2 separate regions of the Mus musculus genome follow, and region 2 is linked to region 1. A link is a loop called in an ENCODE intact Hi-C map of the cell type or tissue named here. Cell type or tissue: heart. All regions are shown on one strand. Each heading gives the region's core, and the rest is flanking DNA. Links, peaks and the distances in the headings are about the cores only. Region 1 holds the start of Cep128 (centrosomal protein 128). Region 2 holds the start of Gtf2a1 (general transcription factor II A, 1).

The links. Hi-C counts contacts between places; a loop is a spot of excess contacts. Peaks named below come from ENCODE experiments on the same cell type or tissue, not always from the same donor. Only the 100,000 strongest peaks of a DNase experiment are listed, where the experiment ranks them.
Region 2: it touches region 1 in a loop (4-fold over the local background); 6 of 42 quality-filtered maps call a loop at or near these places.

What each region holds. Positions count from the first base shown.
Region 1 is chr12:91,377,829-91,390,112 of GRCm38, reverse strand. Cep128 (centrosomal protein 128) reads left to right here and starts at 5,704. Exons shown (of 26, transcript NM_181815.3): 1 at 5,704-5,879; 2 at 8,325-8,465. In heart, for the core only: CTCF peaks have their summits at 5,493 and 5,693; a DNase peak (open chromatin) is centred at 5,642; H3K4me3 peaks cover 1,719 bases; H3K27ac peaks cover 1,375 bases.
Region 2 is chr12:91,584,846-91,597,129 of GRCm38, reverse strand. Gtf2a1 (general transcription factor II A, 1) reads left to right here and starts at 7,481. Exons shown (of 9, transcript NM_031391.2): 1 at 7,481-7,595; 2 at 10,329-10,430. The coding sequence starts at 7,566. In heart, for the core only: CTCF peaks have their summits at 6,849 and 8,891; DNase peaks (open chromatin) are centred at 6,879, 7,099, 7,859, 8,659 and 1 weaker place; H3K4me3 peaks cover 4,204 bases; H3K27ac peaks cover 3,952 bases.

The sequences.
Region 1 (12,284 bases), core at 1,812-9,811:
CCCCCAGGACTTCCTTGTTCTCTGGGTCTTACCTTCCCAGTCGCAATTTTATTTACTTATTATTATTATTATTATTATTATTATTATTATTATTTTTGATTATAGCACTTTCTTCCACATCACTTAGGAATATTGTGACTTCTTTGTGGAAAGCCTGGCTTCATGGGACGTGTGAGATCCACAGGTCCCCGAATGCAGAAGGGCCTCATACTTTGCTTAATGCTCTGTGCTTTCCATGCTCATATTATTAGTAACTTTAAAAAAATCTTTAAATTTGTTATTATTATTATTTATTTATTTATTTATTTGGAAGCATGATGTGTATGTGTGTGAGGGGAATGTGTATGTGTGGGTGTATAATGGTGCATGCCATGGCTCCTATGTGGATGTCAGATAACAACTTTGTGGGGCTGGTTCTTACTATTTACCTTTCCATGGGTTGAGAGACTTGTTGCCAGGCTAGCCCATCAAACACTTTTACCCACTGTGCATCTGATTTGCACCTCAGTGAGTCTTGAACAAGGGCCTCACATTTTAATTTTTCTTTGGGTTTTGCAAATCCTACAGCCAGTCCTGTTTGAGATTCTTTGTATTGCACTCTTTGAAGCAAGAAAGTGATCCCTTTTCTTCTTTTCCACTCTCAAGCCCCCTCTTTTCCCTGAACGTAGAGAAACTTAATTTGCTTAAACAGAAGCGGGGAACAGAGAATGTTAAAAATAAATATTTGAGAATATTTAGATACTTATTCTTTTGCAACCTAGACATGATGTTGCTGTTTCACAGTGGTATGAGTTTGCAAGGTGAAACACGTTTGTGCCTTCTGCTTGAGACAGTGTTGTCTCTTTCTGCCAATCTGTGATAGTTTGAATAAAAATGGCCCCCATAGACCATAGGGAGTGGCACTATTAGGAAATATGGTTTTGTTGGAGTAGATGTTGCCTTGTTGGAGGAGGTATGTAACTGGGGGTGGGCTTTGAGGTCTCAGATACTCAGCCCTGCCCAGTGTGGCATTCTCTTCATGCTGCCTGTGAATCCAGATGTAGAATTCTCAGGTCCTCTCCAGTACCGTGTCTGCCTGCCTGTCACCGTGTTTCCCACCATGACGACAGTGAACTAAGCCTCTGAACTATAAGCCAGCCCCAATTAAATGTTTTCCTTTATAAGAGTTGGTGTGGTAATGGTGTCTCTTCACAGCAATGTGGTACATTTACACGATGGAGTACTACTCAGCTATTAAAAACAATGACTTCATGAAATAATTAGGCAAATGGATAGAACTAGAAAATATCATCCTGAGTAAGGTAACCTAGTCACAAAAGAACACACATGGTATGCACTCACTGATAAGTGGTTATTAGCCCAGAAGCTCAGAATACCCAAAATACAATTCACAGACCACATGAAACTCAAGAAGGAAGACTGAAGTGTGGATGCTTCAGTCCTTGTTAGAAGGGAGAACAAAATACTCTTGGGATGAAATATGGAGACAAAGTGTGGAGCAGAGACTGAAGGAAAGGCTATCTAGAGACTGCCCCACCTGGGATCCATCCCATCTACAAACACCAAACCCAGGCACTATTGTGGATGCCAAGAAGTGCTTGCTGACAGGATCCTAATATGGCTGTCTCCTGAGAGGCTCTGCCAGAGCCTGAACAATACAGAAGCAGATGCTTACAGCCAACCATTGGACTGAGCACAGGGTCCCCAATGGAGGAATTAAGGAAAGGACTGAAAGAGCTGAAGGGGTTTGCAACCCCATAGGAAGAACAACAATATCGACCAACCAGACCCCTCAAAGCTCCCAGGGACTAAACCACCAACCAAAGAGTACACATGGAGGGACCCATGCCTCCAGCCCCATATGTAGCAAAGGATGGCCTTGTTGGGCATCAATGGTAGGAGAGGCCCTCGGTCCTCTGAAGGCTCGATGCCCCAGTGCAGGGGAATTCGAGGGCAAGGAGACAGGGGTGGGTGGAACACCCTTATAGAAGCAGGGGGAGGGGGAATGAGTGGGATAGGTGGTCTGGGGTGGGGGAGACCAGGAAAGGGGAGAACATTTGAAATGTAAATAAAATACACACACACACACACACACACACACACACACACACACACAAAGAACAAAATAAAGTCCTGTTGCTCACGGGACTGTTATAGGGTGAATTTAGTTCTCATCAATTAGCATATATTTAGGGCTCCATCTGATGAAGAAACAATATGTGATGCTTTTTATCTTACATGTTACTTTATTTTTTCCTTGAAGCAATATTGCTTATGAGATAGTACTCTTTCCTGTTGTTGATAGAAGAAAATAATCTCAGAGGAAGCACTATGATTGAAGTCATATAGCCATTGGTTATTACAACGAAGGTTTGAGTCTGCACATTTAACCTTCAGCGTCCTCTAGTGAGGTGGTTCTCAACATTCTTAAGGCTGCAACCCTTTAATTCCTTCATGTTGTGGTGACCCCCAACTATAACATTATTTCATTGCTACTTTATAACTGTAATTTTGCTACTGTTATGAATCGTAATGTAAATATCTGATATGCAGGATATCTAACATGTAACCCTCGTAGGGGTTTCAATCCAGAGGCTGAGAACCACTGCTCTGCCTCCTGGAACACTAGTCTGTACAAGCAACGTTGGTAGGACTAACCAGGGGATGGGGCCAGGAACATGGAAGCTGTCAGGAAGCAGGTCTCTATTCTCTAGGGTGTATTTCCTATTACCTTTTGTTTCTATTGCCATCTATCCTCAGAATGACGTTTTCAGCTGCTTGTTGAATGTAGATGAAGATGCCCCTTTCCTGGTGACTACTCCAGCTTTTACCTGAACATCAAAATAATCAGAAAATAAAATAGGAATTTGGATTTCATTTTAAATTCTCAGTGCCTAAGGACCCCCATAGGCCTGGCCTGTTTTGAGTGTCTACTCCTTGCCAGCATGTCAGAGGAAGGGGGCTTCTGTAATATACACAAGACTTCTGGGGACCCATGATGTGGATGTGATTGTTTCTACATTTAGCCTGTATCCTATGATGTGATGTAGGCAAGGCATCTGGAGATATCTCCCTTGTCTACTTTTCTGTTGGTACTCTGCACTGGGGTACACTAACGAACCTAAGGCTTCCTGGGCCAGAGTGCTGTTACCTTCTGAACTGTTTCTTGCCCTCACAAAATTCACTTTTTTTTTTTTGAAACTGCTTGTGTGACTGAATTTGGAGACACATTTGTTAAAGACATAAAAGTAGAATTTGGAGACAGGTTCATTAAAGAGATAACATTAAGCAAGTCCATCAGATTTCGTCCCTAATCCAATAGAACTGTGTTTTTTTTTTTTTTTTTTTTTTTTTTTTTTTTTTTTTAAACAGGTAACGAGATAAACCAGCTCTGTGCTCACAAAAGGACAATGGCATTTAAAGCCACACAGAAGATAATGAGAGCACTCCAGTTGGCTGGCACTTCGATCTGTGACTTTCAGCCTTCTGGTATATGAAGTATTTCTCTCTCTCTCTCTCTTTCTCAGTCTCTCACGTTAATTCCCATCGTTCAAGCCACCTTTTCTTTGGTGTTTTGTTATGGCAGGCTTAGCAAACTGACTCACCATGCCCACTCCTGCTGCATGATGGACAAAGGAGGAATACCTCAAGGAACTCTCCTAGCTTTGCCCAAGTCTAGATTCATGTGACTCAGCTCCAATGGACTGGTGGTGTGGATGACACGGACCAGCCGTGTCAATGAAAAGGAATTCAGAGTCTTTGGGAGCCACAACACAATTTTCCGATTAAAAATATATCTTGTTAAGAAGCAAAGGAGACCCATTCTATGATCTGACTTTACTACTTTTAATCCCCATACCATGCCACATCTGTTAATAAAGGCAGTTGATGTTAGGTATTAATTTAATCATGCATATACAAATTTCTAATCACAATTAACTCAAATCTTGTTTCTGTGGTCCCACCTGTGTCTTCAGAGGTTTTTTTTTTTTTTCTTTGTTTGTCCAATATCACTTTAAAACGGAGTCAATAGAACTGAACACACACAGCTGGACAACAATATTATTAACAATTAATTTTTACTAATGTAATGCACTCACGTATAACCAAAGTTATTCTAGCATTTGGGTAATACATTTTTGGCAGTTGATCAGATATACTTTCCTAAGGAAGGGTTTCTCTTGTGTTTCTACATAGATCCTGTGGCAGTGGTCTCCCCTCCACCACTGTCATGAATTGCTTCCATTCATCTCCTTCCATTGGCTCTAAGCAACTGAAGCAAAACAATGGTACTTTTAAATCTCTTCATTACCCCTGTGTCTTCTCTCTAGAAGACAGAATCCTAAGATGATTCAATATTCATATTTGCTAAACTGAATAAAATTATCTTGTGAAACTTAGCTATTAACGAACAGAGCCATTATGCCTCTGCAGGCATTGCTGGTATGGTTGTTCTGAATTAAGTTGCTCTCTGTGTCAGCTGTAGTGTCTTGGAGAGGCACAATTGTGGATGCAATTACTTAGGTAAATCTTTAGAAAAATTTATGCTTAAACTTGATAGGAAAAGCCTTTAAGTGAGCAGGGTGGGGACTTTGGGGGGAAGGAGATATTTTAAAAGGTCAGATCCATTTGTTTCAATCCCTAAGTGGGAAGATTAAGTGGGTAATTCATGATTCTAACATAAAATGTCCACAATAGAAAACCTAGATTATACAATGATCAGCAGTTCTCAACCTGTGCGTCACCATCAGAAAACATATATTTCCAATGGTGTTAGGAATCCCCAACCATCAATTTATTTTCATTGCCACTTCAAAACTGTAATTTTGCTATGGAGTGGTTTCTCAATTCCTATGACCATCAGAAATATGTGTTTTCTGAAGGTCGCTACTCACAGGTTAAGAAGCATTGATAACTGTTTTTTAGGCTTCAGGAAAACCTTCATAGATCAGATAAAATTTAATTCTAGCTTTGGGGAGGATCGAGTCTCTCTCTCTCTCTCTCTCTCTCTCTCTCTCTCTCTTTGACAGAGTAGAAGGAAAAGAAAGGTGCCTAATTATTTTTCACTTCTTAGTTTTTCTCAAAGCTCTCCTTCCTTAAGGTTTTAATTCTCTCATTATAGCTGAAACTGACTCCCCCCCCCACCCCCCCGAGCAGAAAACACTTCTTTCATTTTCTTGTGAGGACATAACAAGCTAGTAAGGAACATACTACCTCATATTGCATTTGTAGTTTGCCAGGGAGGAGAGGTGAGATCTTAGTCACTCCAGGCAGAGAGTGTTTCACTTGATAAACTTGTTTACTCCCCTCCAAGCCTTAAGCCATTAGAATAGGACGTTAAAGCGATTTTAAAATCTCACTGTTGGCTTTTATCCTTTGATGTGTCCTAATAAGTAAAATTACACTCAGTGTCGCGAGACATTTGAATTCACTTTCGAGCAGGAGTTTGCGGCTTCACAGGCTACTGGCCCTTAAAAAAAACAAAATTAGTGCGGGAAAAGAAGGCAGGGCTCCAGGTCTGTAAAGACCGCTTAGCCAGTTTCTTCCGGGAAAGGCAAGTAGAGGCCCTGCTCAGAGCATGCTGGGACTTGCAGTTTATCTCCTGTCATTTCCTGTTATTTCTTGCTACATCTCCCTGCTCTGGAGTGTGGGATGGACTACAGCTCCCAGAGGGCCAGGCGGCGGCGGCGCGTCTTGTGCTCTAGCGGTGCCTGGGCGGCTAGTTCAAGTTGCCATAGCTGCAAGTCCCGGGTGAGCGGAGTCGGTTGCGAGGCAGCGTTGGGTCAGTTGCACCTTCGGGGTCGCTGGTAGCCGCGGGAGCCGGGTGGGGCCTCGGTGATGATCCGGCGTTAAGAACTTGGAGTCACCTTGGGTCTAAGGTACCTGCCCTTCTCTGTTCTCTTGTCCTTTCTCTCATTTCCCCCTGCAGAGACATTTGCGTCCCACTTCCCCTTGTCCTAGGGTGGAGACACAAGATCTGCACGGGTACGCGGGGTGGACCGGGAGTGTGGGTGCAGTGTTTGGTGACGTGGGGGTCATGGCGTGTTTGCATCCCTCAGCAGCTCGTCCACGGTCAGGTCCTGGCCACCTCACTCAACGCGCCTTGTCCTGGCTTTGGAGCAGCTTGCCCAGGGCTCCCTCCTAGGCGCTTCAAGCTGTCTGACATTGGTTTTGACTGCCCCAGGGGTATAATTGGTGCATATCTCTGTCCTTTCGTCACTCGATTTTCCTCTGCTAAGTAAGGAGATGCCCGGGGTCATAGTGGTTAGTCGCCCCCTTTTGGAATTAATTAATAAAAATACCAAACTTTGAATCCCAGCTGCCAGTCAGGGTTGGTTTAAGGGAGTGGGTCTGTTAGGCAAAGCTCGATGTTGTAGCGTCCTTGTTAGGATTATGCAAAGCATTTGGCACAGTGCCTAGCACCTAGCAAATTCTCGTTACTTCTTCCTAAAACTTCCTGCGTCTAACAGAAATAGCATACGAACCGTTCAAGTGGTTTTTAGTTTTATAGTACCTGTATTACAATAAAAGTAAAAGGAAACTTCTGAGACTAATCTTAATTTATTTGGCCCAGGGCATAAAATGTACTGAAGTATATTTTACTTCACGTAAATATACAAGTAGCAAATATGAAACTTTTGTGTTGTTTGTTTGTTTGCTTATTTATTTATTTATTTATTTATAGATAGGGTTCCACTGTGTGGCACTGGTTGACCTGGAACTCACAGTGTAGCCCAGACAGGTCTAGACATTGCAGAGATCTACCTGCCTCATCCTCCACGTGCAGAGAGCAGAGGCTTCTGGTACTACCAGGGCCTTATGTTTTTTGATAATGGTATAGGATGTTCAGAATCTGGCATATACTGATATTTCATATTCATAGTGTGTATCAATTTGAGCTGGCCAGGTTTCTATTGTCATAGCCATATAACTGCTGCACTGGACAGGCAAGAGAGAAGATGAACTTTGACAGCTGTAGCTTGGTATAGGGCAGTGGTTCTCAACCTGCCAGTCGCGTCAGCATGGGGAATCACATGACCCTTTCACAGGGGTCACCTTAGACCATTGCAAAGCACAGGTATTGAAATTATAATTCATGACTGGAGCAAAACCACAGGTATGAAGTAGCAACACAGATAATTTTATGGTTGGAGGACCAACCCATGACATGAGGAACTGTATTGAAGGGTCGTGGCATTAGGAAGGCTGAGAACCACTAACGTAGAGAAATTTCATCGTGCCTAGGGCTCGTCATGTGATGAAGGCTGCTTTGTTAGATAAGTGTGTAGTAAGCCTTTGCTTAACTGGCCTCTTGAACATCTCCTAGTCTCACATCTCTTTTCTTTTCCCAGAATACCCTTCTTGGAATGCTTATTGAAGTATACAGATATCGGCTTTGTTAGATGATTTTTCTAAGGGTCCTTACAGTTTTAGAAGTAGCCATAAAGTGTTGAGAATCCTTTCTACCCTTTGCACTTTCCTACAACCAAATACACAATGCATTTGTTTATTTATTTGTTTGATCACTGTGAGAACTGATCCACCATACATATATAATATTGCCTTTAAAGAGGTGGAGGCTAGCCTAGACTTACAAATGAGCCTGCATGTTAATCTTACTACTAAAGTTAGTCTCCCACCTGATAGATATACTCAGAGTGAGTACTTTCTCTAGACTTGGGGTACAACTCACCCTCTAGCGTGACCTAGCAAGTCTAGTGATGGTGAGTTATGGATAGAAGATACCGGGTGCTAGGGATTTGCAGGCTGGGCATCTGGTACCACATGGGCTTCTGGACGGCATAGGAGTGTATTTTCACTCCTCCCGGTATTCTCTGATCTGTGCATAGGAAAGTGTCTTAGCCAGGGTTTCTATTTCTGGACAAAACATCTCGACCAAGAAGCAAGTTGGGGAGGAAAGGGTTTGATCAGCTTACATTTCCAGATTGCTGTTCATCACCAAGGAAGTCAGGACTGGAACTCAAGCAGGTCAGAAAGCAGGAGCTGATGCAGAGAGGCCATGGAGGGATGTTCCTTACTGGCTTGCTTCCCCTGGCTTCCTCAGCCTGCTCTCTTATAGAACCCAAGACTACCAGCCCAGAGATGGCACCGCCCACAAGGGGACCTCCCCACTTGATCACTAATTGAGAAAATGCCGTGCAGCTGGATCTCATGGAGGCGTTTCCCCAACTGAAGCTCCTTTCTCTGTGATAACTCCAGCTGTGTCAAGTTGACACAAAACTAGCCAGTACAGAAAGATAAAATCATTTTCATTAAAAATTCAAGTTATAGTTCTGTCTGCTCCCTGTCTCGTTGGTTTGTAGGTGTTTTGGAGGGAGTGTAGAGGCAACCCAAAAGATCATCTACTCGACTAGACCTCTTGCCCTGAACCTCATGAAGAAATGATAGGAGGCAGGTACCCTGAGCTCAAAGGACGGCAGCGCAGAGTTCTGGGAGTGCACTTTGTAAGTATGCTTTTTTCCCAAGTGTAGCATCTGAGGAAATGGTCTACATTTACTGTATATTCAAAGTGGGAAGGGCCATGCCAAAAGTAGGAATTGGGGTGGGGCAAGAAGCCCCCTTTTGATATTCATATAAAATTAAAACAGGGTAGCTGTGCATGGTACAGCAAAAAGAAATCAGATGAACAAATGAGTGGACACACACCTTCACCTTTACCAAAACCAGCAGTGTAGCTGCTTTTATTAAACAGGTGTTTGGAAACCTGCTCTCTCCCAAAGAGGGCTGGGGTCCCTTTCCCAGGCAATACGTTCAACTCCTTTTCACACTTATAAGCATTTGTCAGAAATGTGTTCAAGGTGCAAATAGGCTCCTTGCTTGGAAATTCCTGAGCCAAAAGAGTGAGTTTTGTTTCCAGATTTTCCAACCACAGATTCCCAGTCCTGCCTCTTGGCTATTTATAATTGTTCTCTAGTGGATTTGACTGACACTCAACATTTCCGGATTGATCTTTTTAAATGTTTAAATGATCTGACTTTTTCTTTTCTTTTTTAAACACAATAAATGGTCTATTGAGGTAAATAGTTGTAATTTGTGATTTCCATAATTTGATAATGTTCAACACAAACTGTCACTGGTTATCAAAGATTTAGTGTTAAAGCTTAATTTTTGTAATAGATTCAAGATTCTGGACTTTGGAAAGAATGCCTTCTGTTGTATTTTGCTGGTGAGAGGCGCTGATGCAGGCGTTCTGGGGCCCTGCACTCAGTTCCTACCAAGACTTCTCATATGGAAAATTCTTAGAATTCAGGAATTTTTGAGTTAGCAAGATGTAAGTCTAGTTGGTTAATGCACTCTAGGAATTCTTACCTACACAAATTGACACATTTGGAACTCGTATAAAGATGCTTCAGGATAGATTCACTATTAGACCTTTCATCATGTTAGGGGGCTCATTAGACTGTCTTGAATATAGTCATGCTCTTTAAAGTCTGTTTTCCTATGTAACTCTGTATTGTTAAATGGTCATACAAATACTGGAGGCAAGGTTTGGAATACAGCCCAGGCTGATCTGGAACTCAGAACCCCTGCTTCAGCCTCCCCAGTGCTAGGATTCAAGGTGTGCTCCACTTACCTGGGCCACTGCCTTATCTGTTTGAACTCTTACCTTTGTGGCTTAGTGATTAGATATAGTTAATGTATCCCTCAACCAGGGGATTTGTTTCTTATAATTCTTAAATGAAATTCGTATACATGTATCTTATACATAAGTTGTACACACAAACACCCATACCCCCTCCCACACCCTCCCCGCACATGCACATACTTTTGTTTTCTTGAGACACTGATCATAGAAGCAGAGTTTCTGAGTCAAAGTGTGTGTATTTACTTGTTTTGCCAAGTCATTCTCTAGAAAAGTTGCCCTCATGTTTATAGACAGTATGCTTTTACTTACTTAACCATTGCGGGCAGGTGCAGGGGTGTGTGCTACAGGCATGTAGAAGGCAGAGGACAACTTTTGGCAGTTGGCTCTCTTCTTCCATCATGGGCTCCCAGGACTGAACTCAAGACAAGTGCTTTTATCTGCTGAGCCACCTTGCTAGCTTTTGTAACTACTACTTGTACACCATAGAGTGTCCTTGTTAACCTTGAGGGTGAGAGCTTTGCTCATCTGTCCCAAACAGAAGAACAAGGACACCATTTTATTGTTTTAATTTTCAGTTCTTCAGAGAGATGAAGTATATTTATGCATTTGGCAGGGACACTTCTATTCTGTGAACTGCCTGTCTGTGTTCCTGTTGTGCCTTTTACTACTGGAGTGTTATTATTTTTGTGTGCTTTTTGAAGAGCTAATTACTCCCCCTGGCTCCTCTATAATGCACACATTCTGAGTTTTTCCTTTGCTTCCGGTGTCTTGTTCTGCTATTTAGAAATGACCTGAAGAGACTTAGCAAGCCTTTCTCAGCTACTCATCTTCCTATGATTAATATAATAGCCCTTAACATAAATCTGCATACTGCTAAATGACTGGAGGATTGGAGAAGCCACCATTCGTGGTTACGTGACGGACATTTCCAATCTCTGTGTGCACAGGGTTTGTCGTGAAACAGGTGCTCCTGAGTGAATGAGTGAGCGCTTGTGAATGAGCAAGTTCACACATGAATGGGTGTGCGAATTAAAAGCCGAGCTGGAGCTAGACTCTTTCCAATGAAGAGCGACGTTGAGGAAGAAGTGTGCTATGGTTGTTATTTTAAAAGATGGATAGTCAGTTTTACAGATTGAGGTAAAAGGAAAAGCTTCATGGTGGGCAGGTGAAGGTTTTTAAATGTCAAAAATGGATTTGTTCGTAAGCAATAATTGGTATGTTGAAACTCACCGGATGAAGAGCTCTGGTGAAGAAGAGATGATATAATTTGGAGTTTAAATAGTACAGGCAATTGTACTAAGTGCACTTACTCTATGTAACCAAGTAGCTGCAAGTGACCATTGTAAGTTCAAATGACTTCACAAATAATTGAGTAAACTCTGGTTTGGCCCAGTCACTAGGCAGTTTTAGTATATGCTACATAAATTTGAAATGCTGCCTTGTTTATTAATACTAATAGACATTAGTATTAATAGTATTCATAGTAATAGTACATGGCTCAATCAATATTGATTTAAGACTTCAAATAATTAATTTAGACCCTTTGTTAATGAAATTTCTCCATTTAGTAATTGCTTAACTAGTTCTTGCTATTTGTACAGCTCTGTACTTTGAACTTTGTTTCTAGATTAATTGAGACAGGATAATTAAAAAAAATCTAGTTGCAAATTAATTTGCTAGTGGTCCAGCACACGCCAGATACTGTGCTGACTGCTGGGCTCCAACCATGTCTGATCCACTTTGAGTTTCTTTAAGGGCATATTTGAAACTGAGTGATTTATAAAAGAAATAGGTTTGTGTGGTTTACAATCCTAGTTGTCACAGAGTCCTACCAGCATAGTCCTGTGTTCTGCTACACATCCTTGAACCATTAATGTGTTACATCATAGTAGGGAAGAATAGATGAGTGGGTCAGGGAAGGTCATGTTGTGAGAGAGCGAGTGGGAGAGCCACTGATAAAGGCACACTGGCTTTATAAGAATCTATGTTTCAGATGTGTAGTCCAGTTGCCCAAGACCTAACCTATTCATAAGAGCTGGAGATTAGCCCCTCTTTGAGGTGCTCTTAGTGTCCTTCCTCTAATTCACGGCACTGGTTCTCAACCTTTGGGTCACGACCCCTTGTGGGGGGGGTCACATATCCGATTCATAACAGTAGTAAAATTACAGTTATACAGTAGCAATGAAATAATATTATGGTTAGGGTCCCCACGACATGAGGAACTGTATTAAAGGGTTGCAGCCCTAGGAAGGTTGAGATCCACTGATGTAGAGGTTCCACTGCCTCTAGATTGTCAATCTTAGAGAGCAAGTTTCCAGCAAGTAAATGTTTGTGGGGATAAGGCCCGTATAACTGTAGCAAATCATGAATCAGTCTTTGTTGAGACTTCTAGGGTTCACAGATGGATAGGAAATGGCCAGACAGAACTGCATAGGCTGGGTTGCCGCAGTATCTACCATGGGAGTACAGCAGAGTGCACTGGGGCCAGACGTGGGCTTGGGCGGAGAAGGGAGGATTTCTCACAGACCTTTCTCCGATTTGAATCTTGACTGGGAAGTAGGAGACAAGGATGGATCATTAGGAATGTGGCCCTTAGAAAGGTTCAGAGGGTGAAAAGAATTTTACAAGGTAGTAAGACTGGATAGACCCCATGGTGAGTGGAGTGTGACATAGTTGG
Region 2 (12,284 bases), core at 2,670-10,669, 210 kb before region 1:
CATATTAAAAGTCAATCCCTTTAAAATGTCCAATAACTTTTAAAATCCAAAGTCTTTTTACAATTAAAAGTTTCTTAACTGTGGGATCCACTAAAATATTTTCTTCCTTCAAGAGGAAAAATATCAGGGCACAGTCACAATCAAAAGCAAAAATCAATCTCCAACCATCTAATGTTTGGGATCCAACTCATGATCTTCTGGCTCTTCCAAGGGCTTGGGTCACTTCTCCAGCCATGCCCTTTGTAGCACATGCGTCGTCCTCTAGGTGCCAGATGCCTGTACTCCACTGCTGCTGCTCTTGGTGGTCATCTCATGGTACTGGCATCTCCAAAAACACTGCATGACCCCTTCAGTACTGGGCTGTCACAACTGAGGCTGTACCTTCACCAATGGCCTTCCATGGCCTCTCATAGTGCCGAGCCTCAGCTGCTCTTTGTGACAACTTCATGCCTTCAAAACCAGTACCACCTGGGTAACTCTTACACATCACCAAGTCCAGCCACCGCATAAGGTACAACCTTGGTTATCTCTGGAACACAGGCTCTGTGATCTCAAAAAACACTTCCCAGAAGATGTCACCTCAAGGATGCTGGTCTCTTCTTAATCACCGCTAATTTCTTAGCTTCAGCTAACCAGCATCAATAGTCCCAGTAATGCAAAGTTTTTGCCTTAGTAGTTCTGGTATCTTGTTAATCACAGCCGATTCTTCAGCCCCAGCTAACCAGAACCAAAGAATCTTCACAAATTAGCAATAGCCCTGAAAAAAGTCTTTAATTTTCCCTCTGAAATTTCTCAAGCCAGGCCTCCATCTTCTGCACTGTTCTCAACATTATCTTCCAAGCTCCTACACAACATCTGACAGAGCTCTTAACACTGAATGGATCTTCTAGCCCAAAGTTCCAAAGTCCTTCCACAGTCCTCCCCAAAACATGGTCAGGTTGTCACAGGAATACCCCAGTATGATGGTACCAATTTGGGTTTCTATTCCTGCACAAACATCATGACCAAGAAGCAAGTTGGGGAGGAAAGGGTTTATTCAGCTTACACTTCCATCCTGCTGTTTATCACCAAGTCAGGACTGGAACTCAAGCAGGTCAGAAAGCAGGAGTTGATGCAGAGGCAGTGGAGGGATGTTCTTTACTGGCTTGCTTCCCCTGGCTTGCTCAGCCTGCTCTCTTATAGAACCCAAGACTACCAGCCTAGGGATGGTCCCACCTACAAGGGGCCTTTCCCCCTTGATCACTAATTGAGAAAATGCCTTAAAGTTGGATCTCATGGAGGCATTTCCTCAACTGAAGCTCCTTTTTCTGTGGTAATTCCAGCTGTGTCAAGTTGACACAAAACTAGCCAGTACAATGGTTTTACAAATTGTGGCTCTGGTGGGGCAGCTCACATGGGCAATGGCAGCACTCACAAGGTGGAGGCAGGAGGATTTCCATGAGTTCAAGGACAGTCTGGGCTACATAGTGAGTACAAACAGTATAGAAACTAGGGAACACTGAGGAGATGATGACTGGGCTCCTGATACTGGGAATAAGCAAGGAAGAGAGATTATTTGCAGTCTATAAAGAAACAAGACACATGTGGAGAACAGACTCACATCATTATTGAGGCCCAGAGATCCAGTGACCAGCCATCTGCACGTGGAAGACCTGGGAGATTCCAATGACTTGGAAAAATCTCAGAGCCAGTGGTATAAGACCAGGCCTAAATCTGTAGGACTGAGAACTAAAGCGAGAGACAGAAACGTAAGGGTATCGTGCTCTAAGTTCCCAGGCCGATCTTAAAACCCTGAGAACCAGAAATGCTGAAATTCTAGGAAGACAGATGCTTCACCAGAAACGCGCAGAAGTGAATTCACCTCCGTTCTGTCTTTCTGTCCCCCTCTGGCCATTGACAGATAGGATAAGAATTCCCATCCTGATTGTAATCTGTAGTATTTGTTTTACTTATGCAAATGCCACTGAAAAAACTTGTCTTGGTGACTTTCAAATATTTGTGACTAAAATACCCGCGGGAACAATTTAAAGCCGAGGGAAGATTATTTTAATTCATAGTTTCAGACTCTCAGGGGAGGGAGGGTAAGGCAGAACCGACTGAATCACATCACAGTGGGAAAGCAGAGGAAACAAGGCTTACACAAAGGGCCTAGGGCAAGACCTAACCTCCAAGGGAGGGAATGCCTCTAGTGGCCCATTTTCTGGGTAGGCCCCATTTCCTACTTGACAACAACCCCCAATAATACAACGCACATTATCCCTTTATTAAGAGACTAATCTGTCTATTAGAACAGAGCCTCAAGAATCCAATCACTTACTAAAACCCCATCCATTGGCAGCCAAGCGTCCAATGCATATCCAAACCACAATACACCTCCACAGACACACTCATAAATAATATTTTATTACTTATCTCAACGTTCATTAGCACAGGCAAATTAACACAAGGCAGTTAACCGTTACAGGATTCTATCCAGCGACTGTGGCTGTATGGAACCGGTTTAAGTAGTTTAAAGGCTAGTTTCCAGTGCCATGGAAAAAAATACTTGTTTAAGCTACTTAACGCGTGATACTTGGTTAAAACAGGATTTAAATTCTTCTCTTTGGTTATCTGTAGGAAAAGATATTCCACATTTGGCTTGGATGAATACTACTTGTGAATTTTATTTGGAGGGGTTTTTTGTTTTGTTTTGAGACAAGGTTTTTATGTAACTCAGGTTGGATATGAACTTATGGCCAGCGCTGAGCTTTTGTGACTTTTGCTCTGGCCTCACTTGATGAGATTACAGGCTCCCAGCACTATGTTCAGTTTTAGACAGTGCTGGGCATAGAACCCAGAGCTTCATGTGAACTATGTAATCTACTGAATTACATGCTGGGTTCCTACAGAAGTATTTTTTTGTACCATTTATTATGGAGCTGTTATAGGGTACCCACGAGAGAAGCCTACTCACAGGTCTAAGCCAACGGAGTCTTTATTAGCCCGCTGGCAAGTACAGTGGGTGTTGGGGATTTCAGTGTCACCCCAAGCCTTTTTCAGGGTGAGCTTTTAAGCTCAAAACCATTATCTTGGTTTGTCATACTTCACTTAACAAGAACAGTTAGCTAAAAACTACAGAACCTAAGAAACAAGGTTAGTACTTTAGAGATTTTTCTATGGACTTTGATGGGTTAGGTCTTTGTTTCGGCTGGTGGTGCTGTTATATGCTGGGTTTTATGGTCTCAAAGGTACTTTCATCAGAGTCAGTTGTGCTAAAATCTGGGGGGGTCTGTTACAGCATCAGTACTGTCTCCAAGCAACCTTGACTCCTCTTAGGGAAAAATAGTTCAAGATCACAATCCAGAAACAAGTGTTACTCGAAGTTACTGGATTGGTCATTTTTTAAGCTCTTTGAGATACATATTTTATGAAATAAATAATTGAGGCTTTGTTCTTGTTTTAAGGAAGGCTTTTCCTGCTCGTGGCTTAAAATTAGAAAACAGACCTTCTCAAAAGCAGTGGCCCTGAAATATCACACACAATCTAGGTACTACTGGTACTGAAATATCACACACGATCTAGGTACTACTGGTACTGAAATATCACACACAATCTAGGTACTACTGGTACTGAAATATCACACACAATCTAGGTACTACTGGTACTTGTTGCCGCTAGGTTGACTTCAAGTAGCTCATCATGAGTCTTAAAGACTCAATACTAGTGAATTTTGTTTCTGCTCTGTATTGTCTTAAATATGTATTTCTTCTCTCCCATGTTGACAAGAGATTAGCATTTCAATCTGTAGACTATGTAAGGATCATTTTAATCATTTGGGTATCATCATGGAGGTCCTGGTCTCCAGAACATATAGGGTTTTTTGTTGTTGTTGTTCTTGCTGTTGTTGTTCTATTGAGAGAAAATGTCTTGTTTTCTTCCTAAAAAGACAGCTATAATGTAGTCTAGTATGTTTAATTATTAATACAGGAGACACTAACAAAATGCACTATTGTTGTTACAGAGTATTGTTGTTACTATTGTAGCACAGAGTAGAACTCTCAGGCATTTGTGACTAACTCTCTTGTTTTTTTCTGTTTGAGACAGGATCTCTCTACATATTACTGACTGTCCTAGAACTCACGGAGATCCTCCTGCCTCTGCCTAAAATCAAAGGTGTGCCTACCATCCCTGGCTAATACAGATATTTTTATCTGCCTATATAAAATATTTTGAAGTTAGAGAAAGATATTCATTACAAAAAAAGGCACTACATACATTAAAAATATAAGCTGTATCTACATTCATTAAAAATATAAACTTAGGGGCTGGATAGTTGGCTCAGCGGGTAAGAGCACTGACTGCTCTTCCAGAGGTCCTGAGTTTAAATCCCAGCAACCACAAGGAGGCTCATAACCACCCGTAATGAGATCTGACGCCCTCTTCTGGTGTGTCTGAAGACAGCTACAGTGTACTCATATAAATAAAGTAAATACATCTTTCAAAAATATTATATAAACTCAAAATTGGAAATCCAGTGTGTTTTATACAAAGGGCTATTACAATTAGAAGGCATTCAAGCTTTAGAAGAAAGGAGGAGGGTCAGTTAAAAAGAAACATGATACAGTTTTGCTTGAGCGCCTTCTGGACAGTCTTGTCTTGGAAGTTAAACATTAAGTTCCAGAATTTTTATATAAGATCAGAAAATATCTGAAGCTGGTTGACATACACTCACTGTGACTACAGGGGTGCTACAGCTAATTGAAGAAGTAGAGACAATACACTGGAATGGAATCCTTGGTGGTTTCTTACAGGCACGTGGGCACTGAAAGGGGAAGAGGTTTGGGGAAACCCACTGTGTGTTAGGCATCATTGCAATCTAGACTGTATAGACATGGGAAGAGCCTCCAGTAGTCTGATTGTATTGTTTTTTTTTTTCTAGAAGTTTACTTGTATTTCTGTATATACATGTGTATTCCTGTACTTGTGTGCTCAGGTACTTGAGGAGCTGGAGCCGTGCTGCTTTCAGTCTCCTGATGTCCCCAGGAAGAGCACTTTTAACTGAGGAGCCATCTCTCTCTCTCTCTCTCTCTCTCTTTTTTTTTGTTTTTTCGAGACAGGGTTTCTCTGTGTAGCCCTGGCTGTCCTGGAACTCACTCTGTAGAACGAGGCTGGCTTCGAACTCAGAATTCCGCCTGCCTCTGCCTCCCAAGTGCTGGGATTAAAGGCGTGTGCCACCACGGCCGGCTTGCATGGAGTCTTAAAAAATCAGAGTGAGACTCACTGGGAATGGGCCTCCCGGTTTTTCATGATAACGGTAACCTTAATATTTAAAAAAAACCCAAAATGTTCAAAGTGTTGATTGGATCACAATTTCAAATACTTATGTCCTGTGAATTATTTTCTAGTGCTCCAGACCAGACACACCTTGCAGGGAACTGTTGAGCCACTATTTAGTGGCCAAATGTACTGTGGCACTTGCCTTTAATGCCAGCACTCAAAGAGCAGAGGAAGGTGGATCTCTGTGAGTTCAAGGCCAGCTAGGACTACAAGGATTCTGTGTAGTCCTGGAACTTGTAGACCCTGTCTCAAACAAACAAAAAAAGAGAAAAAGAAAAAAAAAAAAAAAGAAATTAAAGGAGAGAATGGAGCTAATGTTGAAGAAATCCTAGAGTCAAGTGTGGTGGCATGCCTTTGATCCCAGCACTGGGAAAGTAGAGGCAGGCAGTTCTCTGAGTTACAGGAAAGCCAGAGAAACCCTGAGGTGAAAAAAAAATTCTCTCAAGAGAAGGTTTATGTCCAGCTTCTTAGTATGCATGGTCCCAGTCTTCGCTAATCCCCTTCCCTGAGGTCATAGGAAACAATCTGTAGTCTTTCCATGCTCTTCTAGTCTTTGATATTTCACTTATCTGGCTTCACTGGCATAGAATGACATTGTCTGATTGCTTTTTGAACATAAAATGCCCACGTCCACATTACATTTTGTCCCCATATTCCTAGGACCAGGGAAAGTGGCAGTTGTTAAATTCTGCCTACCAAACAGGAATCTGTTCCGTAAAATATTGATACAAAGGCAGAATTTGCTTGCACGTCCCAGGTCAAACTCCCGATGAATTGCACTCCAAGATACCAACAGACTCTGCCTGATCTCTTGGGACAGGCCAGGCAAGTTGATGAGTCAACGGCATGGGTTTCAGATGTGGTTAGTCACTGTGTGCTGGCCAGTGTGCAAATCACAGCACTCTGGTAACATTAAAAACAGAGCAGTAATGTATGTCAGGGAGTCAAATATGTAGTAGTTGTATCCGAGTTCCTTTTCTTTTTTCGTCATTTCTACCACCCTAAGAAGTCATCTAAAGTACTTTTGAGTTGGTAGAGGCTGACTCTTTGGGGCATTTTAGCCAAACCACCTAATAGTTTAATTTTGTACAGACAAACGGCTGGAAACACCTACAGGCGTCCCTAATTCTGTAAAGTAGACAGAGGGAGAACAAAGCTTTCCTAGCCTTTGGACTTATACACAACTTCACGAGGTCTGTCCTTTGCAAGAGGCGCGAACTTCCTCCTCATCCGACCTAAGCTCACGAATCAAAAGATGACTCCGCATTTAAAAACTGTCCCAAGCCCCAGCGCGCGGGAGCCGGAAGCCGCGCCACGTGACCCGCCGTCCCTCCGCAGCCATCCTCCGGGGAAGCCTATCGCTTCGGCGGCTACTCCCACTCCTCCGCTCCACCGGAGCGGCTGCGCGTCCACCCGACGCAGCGCTAGGTACCCTTGATCGCTGGCTTCCCTCAATACCCCAGCCTCCTCCGGAGGACGCCTCCCGGTCCAACCGGTCGCCACCACCACCGCCACGGACCGCTTCCGCCAGGGTGCGGACCACGTGATCGCGCGAGCCATAGGGGGGTGGGGAAAAGGCCGCGGCGCGCGCCTTCTTTACTCCAGGCCCGCGGCCCCGCCCACCCGGCCACCCAGCCGGGGCGGGGGGGAGGGGGGGGAAAAGAAACCTGGCGACGCCCCGGGCGCGCGTGCGCACGCGGTTCTCGCGGTGTCTCGCGCTCGGCCCCGCCCCCCGCTGCCCCCGCCCTTTCCGCCCCTCCCTCCCTCCGCCCTGTCTCTCGGCGGCGGCGGCGGCGGCGGCTCGCGCAGCTCGTTGGCTCGCTATATAAAGGGGAGAAGCAGGCGGACCGGACGGCTGGAGCTGCAGCCGGTGGCGGCAGCGGTGGCGCGGGGAGCGGTGACCGGTGTTGGTTTCCCTCCTCGGCGCCGAGTGGGGAGCGGGTGACGCCCCCTAACCCCCTAAGGGGTCGTGGCTAATTTTTTCCCCCATTTTTTCTTTTTTCTTTAGGCGATTCTCGAGGTTTTTAGCTGCGGGAGGAGTGCCCCCCTCCTCCTGCTCTCCCGCCTCTTACTCCTTCTGGATCGGTTTTGTTGAGAGATTTTTTTTTTTTTGCCCCACTCTTGGCGGGTGACTTGGGTCACCCTCCGGGTCTCAGTTGTTTTTTTTTTTTTTTCTTTTTTTTTTTTTTTTTAAATTTTTTTTTCCTTTCTTTCTATCTCGTTCCCTCTTGTTTGTGTTGTGTGTGGAAATGGCGAACTCGGCAAACACAAACACCGTGGTAAGGACGTGGTGCGGTGGCCGGCGGGGGCTGCGAAGGTTCCGGCGGCAGGCAACGGCTGGCTGGGACGGACGGACGGACGGGCGGGCGGGCGGGGGCGGGCCCGGGCGAGGCGGCGCTCCCGACCGGGTCCCCTCCGCCCTCCACCGCCGCCGCTGCCCGCCGCGGGCCTGGCCGGGCGGGGGGGACGCCGAGGACTGGCGGGAGGAGGGCGGCGGGGGCCGGGAGCGCCGCGGGGCGGGCCACGCAGGCCGTTGGGGCCCTGGCTTGCCGACCCCGGGGCGCGGACGGGCGGGCGATGGCCCCACGCGGGGACCCGGACCCGGCCAGTCCCCGAGCGAGCGGCTGCGGGTCGAGCCCCGCGTCTGGGGAAGCCTCTCGGATACCGCCGAGGCCGGGCGTGCCTTCGGGGGCTCTCCGGAGGTGGTGCTTTGGGAGAGCCTCCTTTGGGGCCGATTTTACTAATCCTCCGAAAGGAAAGAAAGAAAGAAAAAAAAAAAGACAAAAAAATTATGAAGGTTGGAAAGCACTTATCTCGGTTCCTCCCCAGTGGGTAAAATGGCGAAGGGGAAGCAAAACCCCCGCGGTATCTTCGACTAGCCTAAGCACCAGAACAAACAAAGCCTACATGAATGGCCCAAGAGTCCCCGCTTTCGCCTCGAGATTTGCCTACTTCTTCCCGTTGCTCCCTTTTTTAAAAAGGAGCAAAAAAAAATTTTTTTTTGGTTACTTGCGATCACGTAGGTTTGCAAAAAGCAGTCACATAAAAATAACCTTTTAAAAGAGTCACCAACGCAATGTGATCACTAGGCCACCCCATCTCTTGATTTCTTTTTATGACAATAAAGCACAATATTTGTTTTTTTGTTTGTTTATTTTTAAAAAAAATTTTTTTTTTTCATTTTGCCCGGTCCCAAACGCCGCAGAGCAGCCTGCGGCTGCCCGACACTATACCGTTGGCGACTCGGGTCGATCCATCATGGCTGCGGCCGCTTACCCTGCTTTTCAGTGCCTGCGCCTTGTGGTCCTCCTCCCTTTGGCTGCCCTGTTTATATAGAGCCATTGCCGCTCTCTAATATAGACTCTGCCAGGATGGGAAGGTGCTTTTCAGGCCTACGTCACCGCCTCTCCATTTAAACACCAGATCCGGCTTTAAATAGTGAGAGCTGCTGAGCGCGGGGCTGGGAGGTGCGTGCTCCCGAGGCGAGAGGAGCCGGCGTGCGGAGCTCATTTTATTTCTAGGCTCCTTTCACGCCGAGATTTCGCTCCGGAGCCGGGAGGCTGTTGTCACGGACCCGAGTGTTTTGCTGTGGCCGCTAGAGTGTACTGCCTTTGTTTGTAGTGGGAAGTAGGCCAGAATTGCAGCCTCGTTTTGTTCTTTCTCCCTTCCCTTTATAAGAGTTTCATTTTAAATCGTTTTAGATCAGATAAAATGATTTCCTCCCCCCCACCCGCCCCCTTGGAGGAGATACGGTCAACATTCTCGGCTTAAAAAAAAAATGCGTTGTACATTAAATGTTTCCGGAGGAGGACTTGAGTTTGGTGGTGTGTTCTTAATACCCAAGGCATGAAGCTTTTCAAAGAAATAGTGACTGACTCTCCCCTGTGAGATCTGTGCTCACAATCTATTGCTTGATGTGTGTGTAGAGGCACAGCCTAAACTGAGCTTTAAGAATTAAAGATTAAGTGGTGGTTTTAATTTTACCAGTGGCTAGCATGGTATCTAGTATAAAAATCCACCTAGGTGACCTAATATTGTGCCTAAAAATTAGCATCTTCTAAAAGGAACCTTTATTAATCACTTGCTAATGCTACATGCAGTCTCTAATTCGCCAGTTTCAGAGTTTGGAATACTGTTTTAAAAGGACAGATCTAAATGACCTTGTATGCCATAAAGACAAAAGCCTGCTGCAGTGAAGTTTAGAATTTAGCATTTCCCTTTTTCCTTCAACAACGGCGCTTCTGAATGGGTTAAGTTGTAGGCTGGTTGCTGAATGATTAATTACATAGTAGCAGAGAAGGGCATTGCCTGCTTCAAGTGTTGGACTCTCCAAGGAAAGGGTTTTAGGGTAACTGATTTCAGAAACATTAAAACATCTGGTTTGCTGGAAATTGATCCTACTAATTTAAAATTACATGGCCAGTATAGAGTTTAGTGGTGTAGCCTGAAGGTAGACCAGGACAGGGAAAAAAACCAAGGTAGCTTTTGTATAATCAAACGCTGATAAGACTGCTGGGTATGACCAGGAGACGACTTGTGAACAAAAAGTTCCCCAACATCTAAGACCTGGAAAGGCTGTGAGATGGGACAGGCGTTAAATCAAGCAGGGCTAGTAGGAACCAGGAGTGACCATGAACTGTTATTAATCATGATGGTAGACATTTTGGTCACCATCAAGGAAATTACTGGAATTTGTGTTGACTGTGCATAAAGAACTTTGGTTTATGAACTACTTTGCCCAGCCTTACAGTTTTCTGTCATTGTCAAATTTAGTTTACAGTGTCTCAGTATATTGATCAGGCTGGCCTGGAACTCTGATATCCTCCTGTCTTTGCCTCCAGAGTGATAAGCCTGGCTTAGGATTGTAGTATCTTTAATTAAAGTCACAATTTAAAATAAATTTTAGATAGTTGGCCAAATGGCTTGTATTTAATAATTATTTAATTATTTCTCAAAGCCTACTATAACATTTTGAAATCAGTCTTTTATTGAATCTTATTTTTCCTTTAAAGCCTAAATTGTATAGATCTGTGATTGAAGATGTTATTAATGACGTACGAGACATTTTTCTGGATGACGGAGTGGATGAACAAGTCCTGATGGAACTAAAAACTGTGAGTTTGTCTCTTTTTAAAAGAATAGTTCAGTAATAAAGAACTTTTCTATAGGATGAATGTTTGACTTTAAGGAGAGACAGTATAGTGCAGTGAAGGGTATTGATTTAAACCTCAACTGTCCCTTCTATACTTCCTCTAACTGGGTAGGTAGATAACTTATATTTCAGCTTTCTTCCCTATAAGATAGGAATTGGTAGTACAGACTCATGGGGTGGTTGTTCTTAGGATTAAGTGTACTAAGTATAGAGAATACCTATCAAAATGCCTAATAATAGTTTTACTTGTTCACATGTGGTATTTTATGGTCCAGTTGCTTGACATGTCAGTAATAGTATTTAATTTTTTGTATTCCTATATTTGTAATCTAAAATTTGTTTATGATGGAGCGATTGAACAAATGCTTGATAAAAGAATGTAAGTACTAGAGTAAAATCCTTTTATGTACACCAAATGCTCCTTTTACATATTAAACACTGAGCTAGTTTTTCTTCTTAGGTTTATGAATAAATACTTAGATTTTTAAAATGGCATTTGTGTGGGCACTGGAGACATGGCTCAGTGCTTAAGAGTCTGGCTGTTCTTCCAGAGGGACTGGGACCGGTTCACAGCACCCACGTGGTGGCTCACAATGGTCTGTAAGTACAGTCCCAGGAGACGCCCTCTTTTGGTCTCCAGACATTAGTCAGCACACGAGTGGTGCACAGACAGTCATGTAGGCTGTCTTAGTCAGGGTTTCTATTCCTGCACAAACATCATGACCAAGAAACAAGCTGGGGAGGAAAGGGTTTATTCAGCTTACAATTTCATACTGCTGTTTATCACCAAGGAAGTCAGGACTGGAACTCAAAACAGGGCAGGAAGCAGGAGCTGATGCAGAGGCCATGGAGGGATGTTTCTTACTGGCTTGCTTCCCCTGGCTTGCTCAGCCTGCTCTCTTATACAACCAAGACTACCAGCCCAGAGATGGTCCTACCTACAAGGGGCCTTTCCCCCTTGATCACTAATTGAGAAAATGCCTTACAGCTGGATCTCATGGAGGCACTTCCTCAACTGAAGCTCCTTTCTCTGTGATAACTCCAGCTGTGTCAAGTTGACACAAAAGTAGCCAGTACATAGGCCAAACACTTGTACACACACAGTGCTCTTGTCTCTGGTGGTAGCATGAGGTGAAACTGGAGGGGTTTTGTACTTGTTGGACCCGATTTGAACATTTCGTAGTTTATTATTCTTTCATTTAAAAGTTGCATCATGTGTGGTTGGGGAAGTGACTCATCAAGTAAATGAAGAAGGTCTGAGTTGACATCTCCTTCACCACATAGAAGGTGGGTATGACCACATGTGCCTGTCACCCACTGTTGGGGGATGGAGACTGTGGGTTCCAGGAGCTTGGTGACCAGCCTGAAACTCCAGGTTTCAGTGAAAGACCTGTCTCCACGCAAGGGTGGAGAGTGATGGAGAGGACAGTAAACATCCTTCTAAAGGCTTCACATGCATGCATACAAACATTGTCTCCAAGAGAATCATTAGCTCAGTTCAGCACCTTACATGCCTAGTGCTTACCATGCCTTTCTTGTAGATTCTGTTCATGTGCAGCAGGGTTCCTTTAGGTATGTTTACTGTGCTGAGACTGTCCTAAAAATATGTATACTCTGTGCATAGTGAAATGTGCGAAGGATCTGCACACTTTATTCTTAGTGATTGTTGGAAGACCCACTATTCTAACAGAACAGTATGCAGGTTGAGTTATAGATTGCTGAACTTTTAATATTTTAAAATATCTTTTGCTTTCTCGATTGTGTAAGTGTATGAGAAATTTTTCTTTCTACCCTTGAACTAAAACTAGTGAAATGC